Linked DNA regions of Homo sapiens: region 1 is linked to region 2. Evidence: chromatin contacts called from ENCODE Hi-C or POLR2A ChIA-PET data. All regions are on one chromosome and are shown on one strand. The core of a region is the stretch at or near the end of the contact, and the rest is flanking DNA. Distances in the headings are between cores, read along the strand shown.

Region 1 (3,605 bases), core at 114-2,613, 850 kb before region 2:
GGGGCTTCCTTTAGCCCCGCCTTCAGCCAGATGCGCCTCAGGTCTTTCTCGAACTTGATCTGCAAGACGCAGAGAGAGGGACCGCCAAGTAATTCGTGGCAAAGAAACGTGTTCTCAGCACTTTGCCCTCCCAGGGCCAAGCAGGGGGCCACTCACCTGCTTGCGTCTCAGGCGTCCCTCCTGGACCTTCCTCCGCAGGAACCGCGTCTTCTTCACCAGCTTCCGGTACTTGTGGTGGTTCATCTTCCGCCGGCGGATCTTCAGCACGTTTTTGCACTGAATTTGAGGCGCATCCGCGACGCCTTCATCCCCCTGCTCGGCCCCTTCCCCTATCTGGCTGGGCGGACACTGGTAGGATTGCGGTGGAGCCACAGTCCCTGCGGTCCCGGTATCCAGTCTGGGCAGGAAGCAGCGGGCCGTGAGCCAGCTCTCCAGGGGGCTGACGGACATCTTCCTGGGGACCAGCATCTCCTCCAGCTCCAGCTGGGCCCCCTTGCGAGGGAGAGAGGCCGCCCTACCTGGGCCGGCCGGCGATGTGCTGTAAAGGGGCCCGCAGACCCGGCTGCCCAGCACTCCAGAGACGGGCCAAGGCGGGCGGCCGCCTGCAGAAAACCAGACGCCACGGTCACCGCTCGCGAGACCACACAGGCCCGTCGGGTTGAGGAGCAGCAGGTTCGTCCCAGCGAGGATCCCCCGCACCTCATTCCTGGCCTGAACCCCTGAGGTTCCCTCTGTGAGCATCGGAAGCTTAGAGGGGAAAGAGTGTGTGTGTGGCCACCGGCCCTGCCCCAGCGGAGCTGCTGAGACCCGCACTCCTAACCAGGTGTGCATCCTCCCATCCGCCCCCGCGCGGCTTCCTACCTGCCCAAGGAACGGCCCTCAACAGCTGGGAAGTCAGGCGCCCCAGGAGCATGGTCTGTGGGCGGCGGCCACAGGTCCCAGGGGAGCTGGAACACAAGTGCCCGTTCAGGTCAGGCGGCAGCGCCTTCAGTAGTCGCGGGCGGGCCGGGACTGGGGCGTCTGGTCCCGCCGCGACCCTCGCTTCCCTTCTCCCTCCGCCACCCCAACCCACAAGGAGGACTTTGCTTCCAACACAGCTCGCGCCCCGAGGCTCCCAAGCCCCCGACGCGGGCGGTGTCGCGCTCGGACGCACCGAAAGGTCCCAGAACGGGGAGGCCGGCCCCCTCCCCGGGTTCACCCCCGCGCGAATCGCGTTGCCTGGCGCCCGGACCCTCTCGGCTGGACCCCGGGCCCGCCTGCCGCAGCGCCCGGCGCCCTCAGGCCTCCCGCTGACCCTTCCCAAGCCCGACCTCGACGCGGCTCAAATTGACCGTTCTGCGGCCGCCCTCGGGCACTTCCGGTCCGTCCCCAAGTCGGCCCCGATCGGCAGCGGCCACCCGGCGGTTCCTACGCACAGCGCCCGCTGGCGTCCTCGCGGCCCCCGATTCTGCATTGGCTCAGGCCCCGCCGGGCCCGAAAGGCGACGGTTTCCGGTTAGTGGAATCACGGTCCCAGTCCTCGCGCGGTTCCTCAGCTCCGCCTGGTCCCTTACGGAGGCAAAAAACTACATTTCCCACAATCCCAGGGGGTGCGGGCCCTGGATATACCCGCAGGTCCAGAATCGTTTCCGGACCACCCAGGGGCCGGATTCCCAACGGGCCGACGGAAGTGCGGGCTCAAGACTACGGAAGTGACGTATCTGGCAACGGAAGTGGAGTTACGTGGAAGGCGGAAGCGTCTAGAGCTATTTCCCCCGTTTTTGCTAGAGACCAAGGACCCGGAATAAGCACTGAGCCTGCGGTACCGGGCCTCCCCGACTCCTCATTCCTGGGGTTAAAAAAAAAAAAATAAGACGCAGGCTGGGCGCGGTGGCTCAGGCCTGTAATCCCAGCACTTTGGGAGGCCGAGGCTGGTGGATCACCTGAGGTCAGGAGTTCGAGACCAGCATGGCCAACATGGTGAAACCCCGTCTCTACTAAAACTACAAAAATTAGCCTAGCGTGGTGGCAGGCGCCTGTAATCCCAGCTACTCGGGAGGCTGAGGCAAGAGAATCGCTTGCGCCCAGGAGGCAGAGGTTGCGGTGAGCCGAGATCGCACCACTGCACTCCAGTCTGGGTGACATAGATCCTGTCTCAAAAAAATAAATAAATAAATAAAATAAAAATCAGACTCACACTTTTTGTCTGAGAACTAAAAGCAGCCTCTCTGGTGGATTGGGTTTGGCTGAGCCCCTAATGATGCTCCCCAGAGTAGGCGCTGCCAACGTGTAGCTTCACCTTTCTACTCCAGACAGGCCCCTTTGACCTCCGTGAGGTTGGCTAATATAGAGACCCCAGCATGGACTTGCAGGGGCGCCTGGTGGGAGAGGGGTGTGGAGCAGAGCCTGCTGGGCCTGCTCGGAGACTTGCCTTGCAGGAGGGTCTTCCAGGGACGCTTAGCAGGAAGTGGAAAGGCCAGGTCATCTGCCGGGCCCAGCCTGGCTAAGCAGTGAGTGACAGGTAGGATAGGCCAGTGTGAGGACATAAAGTTCAGGCTCCAGGCCCACCTCTACAACTGAGGTCCCCAGATGACTCTACGTTACCCCTCAGAGGGGCTACTTGGGACTCCAAGCAGGAAGGTTTACGAACGTTATTTGCGGGCCCGCCCTTCACCCCTGCTGCACAGCTTCCCCTAGTGGATTTGGCCGTAAATGAGCAGACTGGTGCCTCCAGAGCAGCCCTCACCTTGGTGCCCCTGTGTTTGTCTTCACCCGGCTGGGGTCCAGGGAGATGCAAAGAATCCATCAGAGAACAGGTGAGCATGTTGAGAAGAACCAGAGAACCAGAAATAACCTGGGCTGGCAACCTTGGCCTTCAGGCTTCTGAGGCATTGACGTGCAGATATAAGTACCTCCCCTGAGTTAGGGACTGGTAGAAGAAACGGGATGTGGACATTTCAGTCTGAGAAAGTCTTGAGGAGCAGGATGAACCAGGGTGTCCTTCCCCCTCTCAGGAAGTAATTTCAGGGAGGTGAAGTGAGGAAGACCACTCTGTTGGGGTCCCTGTACCCAATAGGCTCCAGGCCAAAAGGGAAAGGTCCCAGCTAGAGCAGGACCCAGCTGCTACAAGGCTGGGGAATTATCATTCAGCTACAGGAGCTGCATGGAGCCGGCCCGGGAGGCTTGCAGACAGTGGCCACCCCGATGAATGCCCGGGCCAGACCTGACTGGCTGCCGCCCACAGGAGTGGCAGGAACACTTGTTGGAAGCGCCAGATGCTTGTGTGAGCAGAGCTGCCAAGCTAGATGAGCTGGAACTAGACTAGGAAGATCAATCCTTTACAAACATCTGAGGAAGAAAAAATGCAGTGGAAGAATCGGGGAGGGTGCATGGGTTATGATTCCTAATTTTTAAACAAAGGAACTCTAGTCTCTCAAGGGAAGTACACAGTTGCTGCACATACCTGTTTTCCCCAAAATACCCATTTGTCTTCAGGAAAGTTTTTCTTTAGAAACTTCAGAATTTTGGTCGGGCAGAGTGGTTCACACCTGCCTGTAATCCCAGCACTCTGAGAGGTCGAGGCGGGCATACTGTCTGAAGTCAGGAGTTCGAGACCAGCCTGGCCAA
Region 2 (3,949 bases), core at 65-2,564:
TTGAGTCTCTCCCACTGCGTGGCCAGGCGTGGAGGGCCGGCCGATCCGACCCCGAAAGACGTCTCAGCGCTCCACGGCCCCGGGGCGGAGGTCAGGGGTCTCGCCGGCCCGAACGCCGGGCCCCGCGGGGCCGAAGTCCTGATAAGCCACCTGGCAGGAGTGGCTGGCAGACCGGCTGCGTCTGGGGCACCGGGCGCCGCCCCTCCCAGGCCCGAAGCCCCCGGCCCGCGCAGCAGGGACACTCCGCCAGGGGCCGGCGGGCGGGGCGGGGCCGGCGCGGCCGGGAGCCGCGGACACTCGGCCACCGAGCCACCGGCCACGGCGCAGCGGGGGCCGCCGGGCTGCGCCGCCAGGGTCACGCGACGCGGTGCCCGTCTCGGCGCAGGGTCCCTGGGCGTGGCCGCTGTCCCCCTCGTGTGTGGGACCCCAGGTCACCGTGTGGCGTCCCGGTAGTGTGTGGGACCCCAGAGGCGTCCGGGGCCTCCCCGCTGTGTGGTGTCCCACCCTGGGAGAACCCCGGGTGCGTGGCGTGGCCCCCCGGCCGCCCCCAGCTGGTTTGCGGTCGTGGCGGGGGCCTGTGGGTTTCTGGGCCCCGACGGCGGCGAGACGGGCGCCTTCCCAGCGGCGCAGGAAGCGGCCTCGGCCGGAAGGGGGGCCCCGGGCGCCACCGCCGCCTCCGCCTCCGCCCGCGCCCAGCGGCCCTCGGCGGGCGGGGCCGAGCGGGGCCGAGCGGAGTCGAGCATGGCCGAGCGTAGCCGAGTCCCGGCCGAGCGGAGCCGAGTCATGGCAGGGCGGGTCCGAGCGTGGCCGAGTCCCGGGCGAGCGGAGCCGAGCGCGGCCGAGTCCGGGCGGGGAGCGCGCGTTCCTGGAAGAGCCCGGCTGGGGAGCGGGTCACATTCTTGGCCAGCGCTAGGGCTGAGGCGGACGCACGGCAACAAACAGCGCGGGGGGCGGGGCCGGCGCGGGGCGGAGCGGGCGGCGCGGGGCGGGGCGGCGCGGCGGCGGCGTGAGCTCAGCGCCGGGCGCTCAGTCCGAGCCGGAGCGAGCCGCCGGGAGGATGTGCGCCGAGCGCCCCGAGCCCCGCGCCGCCGCCGCGCTCTGAGGGCCGCGGGCGAGAGGCGCCTCCGCCGCCCCGGAAGCCGGGCGGGCGGGCCGCGGAGCCGGCGGGCGGGCGGGCCGGGGGCCGGCGGCGGGCGCGACGCGGCCGGCCAGCGCCGCCGGGACGAGCCGGGCGGGCGCCTCGCGGTGGGAGGAGCGGGGCGGCGGCGGCGCGCCGCGCGAGGACGGCCCGGCGGGCCCCGCGCCCGCGCCCCCGCTCCTCCCGGGCCCCTCGGCCTCGGCCGCCGCGGCGATTCGCGCCTCGCGGCGCCGGCACCTGCCCGCGCGCCCCCCGCGAGCCCCGGGCCCGCGAGCGTTGGCGTTGGCGTTGGCGGCGCGCGCCGGGGCATGCCCCGCGCCTAGAGCCCGGGGGGCGCGCGGGGGACGCGCGGGGGGCCCGGGCGGCGGCGGGCGCGGCGCGGGGCGCGTGGATGTGGCGCCGGGCCCGGGCGGCGGCGGGCTCCAGCGGCGGGACCCCTTCGCCCCGCCCGCCTTCCCCTTCGCGCCCCCGGGCGAGGCCGCGGCCGTGATCGGCCGTGAGCCGGCGGCGGGGGGCGGCCGGGGTCGGGGCCGCGGGCGCCGCCGGGGCGCGCGGGGCGGCGGCGGGGGCCGGGGGGGCCCGGGCGCGCGGGAGCGGGAGCGGCCGGGGGAGCCGGAGCGCACCATGGAGGCGGCGGCAGGCGGCCGCGGCTGTTTCCAGCCGCACCCGGGGCTGCAGAAGACGCTGGAGCAGTTCCACCTGAGCTCCATGAGCTCGCTGGGCGGCCCGGCCGCTTTCTCGGCGCGCTGGGCGCAGGAGGCCTACAAGAAGGAGAGCGCCAAGGAGGCGGGCGCGGCCGCGGTGCCGGCGCCGGTGCCCGCAGCCACCGAGCCGCCGCCCGTGCTGCACCTGCCCGCCATCCAGCCGCCGCCGCCCGTGCTGCCCGGGCCCTTCTTCATGCCGTCCGACCGCTCCACCGAGCGCTGCGAGACCGTACTGGAAGGCGAGACCATCTCGTGCTTCGTGGTGGGAGGCGAGAAGCGCCTGTGTCTGCCGCAGATTCTCAACTCGGTGCTGCGCGACTTCTCGCTGCAGCAGATCAACGCGGTGTGCGACGAGCTCCACATCTACTGCTCGCGCTGCACGGCCGACCAGCTGGAGATCCTCAAAGTCATGGGCATCCTGCCCTTCTCGGCGCCCTCGTGCGGGCTCATCACCAAGACGGACGCCGAGCGCCTGTGCAACGCGCTGCTCTACGGCGGCGCCTACCCGCCGCCCTGCAAGAAGGAGCTGGCCGCCAGCCTGGCGCTGGGCCTGGAGCTCAGCGAGCGCAGCGTCCGCGTGTACCACGAGTGCTTCGGCAAGTGTAAGGGGCTGCTGGTGCCCGAGCTCTACAGCAGCCCGAGCGCCGCCTGCATCCAGTGCCTGGACTGCCGCCTCATGTACCCGCCGCACAAGTTCGTGGTGCACTCGCACAAGGCCCTGGAGAACCGGACCTGCCACTGGGGCTTCGACTCGGCCAACTGGCGGGCCTACATCCTGCTGAGCCAGGATTACACGGGCAAGGAGGAGCAGGCGCGCCTCGGCCGCTGCCTGGACGACGTGAAGGAGAAATTCGACTATGGCAACAAGTACAAGCGGCGGGTGCCCCGGGTGAGTGGCCCCAGGCCTGGGAGCTGGGGAGGATGCGCTTGGGGTGGGGGCCCCTTCTGGACTACAGGCTCTGGTCTCCGAAGGCTGGGACCTGTGCTTCTGCCGTGCCCCATGTCTCCAGTCTTCGCTTTGTTTTAGGGAAATTCAGAGTGTTCCGACTGGCAGGGCCAGAGAGTTTGGTAGGAAGGCCCTCCTGCCCGTTCCCCAGGACGAGCCTGGAGTGCGGGCTGTGGCGGTGGGGTGGGGGGCCAGGCCTGGTGTGTGGGGAAGGCCCGCAGGCCCACAGGCATTGCCCAGATAGGAAGGCACAGGCCTCATGCTCCCGAGAAAGCGGCCTGCCCCAGGTCAGGGAAGTTAGGTCCAGCTGGGCCACGGCCCGGATGCCTCAGGCCCAGGTCTTTCTTGGGGTTGGGGTGAAGGTGGCTGTCCTCGCCCCGAAGGCACCCAGCCTCGAAGACGGAGGGCTGCCTGCCTTTGGGCCCCAGGAGACAGAGCTTGGGTGAGGCGAGGCCTGGTTTTGTTACTGGCTCCCGCTCCCTGTTTGGTGCCTTGAAGTTTTGGGACACAGACACAAAATGAAGCCAGGTGTCCAGGCTTCAGTGGCAGGGGCCCGAGACTTGGCGGCTCCAGCACTGTGCTGGTTGGTCTCCCTGGGCCTGCCAGGGACCAAATCCCAGAGTCCGCCGTGTGGGGTGAGGGCCATTTGGCACCCGGCTGAGGGGCCTGGTCAGCAGGCTCCTGGGCCCGCGTGCTGGAGTTACTGGCGGCCTGCGATTTGCTTTGGACTCACCCATTTCCTTCTCTCCCTCTGAAACGCAGAGGGGTGCGCCGGAGAGGGAGGCTGCTGGCCTGGCTTTGTTGTTTGCCAGTTGGAGGATCTATGGGATCCGGCATGGGCAGCTCCCAGGCCACGAGGTGCCGAAATTACTCAGTGGGGTCCTCAGGAACTTTCCGTTGCGTACCTCCCCAAGTATTTGTAACTTTTCTTTTAAATATCCAGGCTTATTAAATTGCACACACAGAATGCTGCATTGGCTCAGCTATTCTTGGGAGGCCTAATTAATTCAGCTATTGCATCAAACTTTTTTTTTCTAAATCTGTGAATAGATGCTCCAGCCCGGTTTTCTCTGGGCGCCCCTCCAGCAGAGTGTCAGATCGTGGGGAGGAGGGGCTGTGGATGGAAGCGAGGGACTGTCGCCTCTGCTCGGAGGGGGCTGC

What was found. Hi-C counts contacts between places; a loop is a spot of excess contacts on that map. ChIA-PET counts read pairs that join two places held with the same protein, here RNA polymerase II (POLR2A). Pooled maps may share reads with other maps.
Region 1: a loop to region 2 is called in a pooled map, with 12 times the contacts of the local background. The contact joins the promoter of AURKAIP1 here to the promoter of SKI in region 2. A Hi-C loop is called at or near these places in 5 of 50 pooled maps. POLR2A ChIA-PET finds 5 or more read pairs at or near these places in 2 of 52 experiments (HEK293 and naive thymus-derived CD8-positive, alpha-beta T cell).

The regions. Positions count from the first base shown.
Region 1 is chr1:1,373,844-1,377,448 of GRCh38, forward strand. It overlaps AURKAIP1 (aurora kinase A interacting protein 1), which reads right to left and starts at 1,364. Exons shown (of 4, transcript NM_017900.3): 1 at 1,311-1,364; 2 at 862-947; 3 at 157-602; 4 at 1-59. The coding sequence starts at 913. RefSeq lists silencers at 1,105-1,154, 1,175-1,354 and an enhancer at 1,150-2,055.
Region 2 is chr1:2,227,005-2,230,953 of GRCh38, forward strand. SKI (SKI proto-oncogene) reads left to right here and starts at 1,315. Exons shown (of 7, transcript NM_003036.4): 1 at 1,315-2,731. The coding sequence starts at 1,763. RefSeq lists enhancers at 1-56, 3,886-3,949 and a silencer at 376-1,145.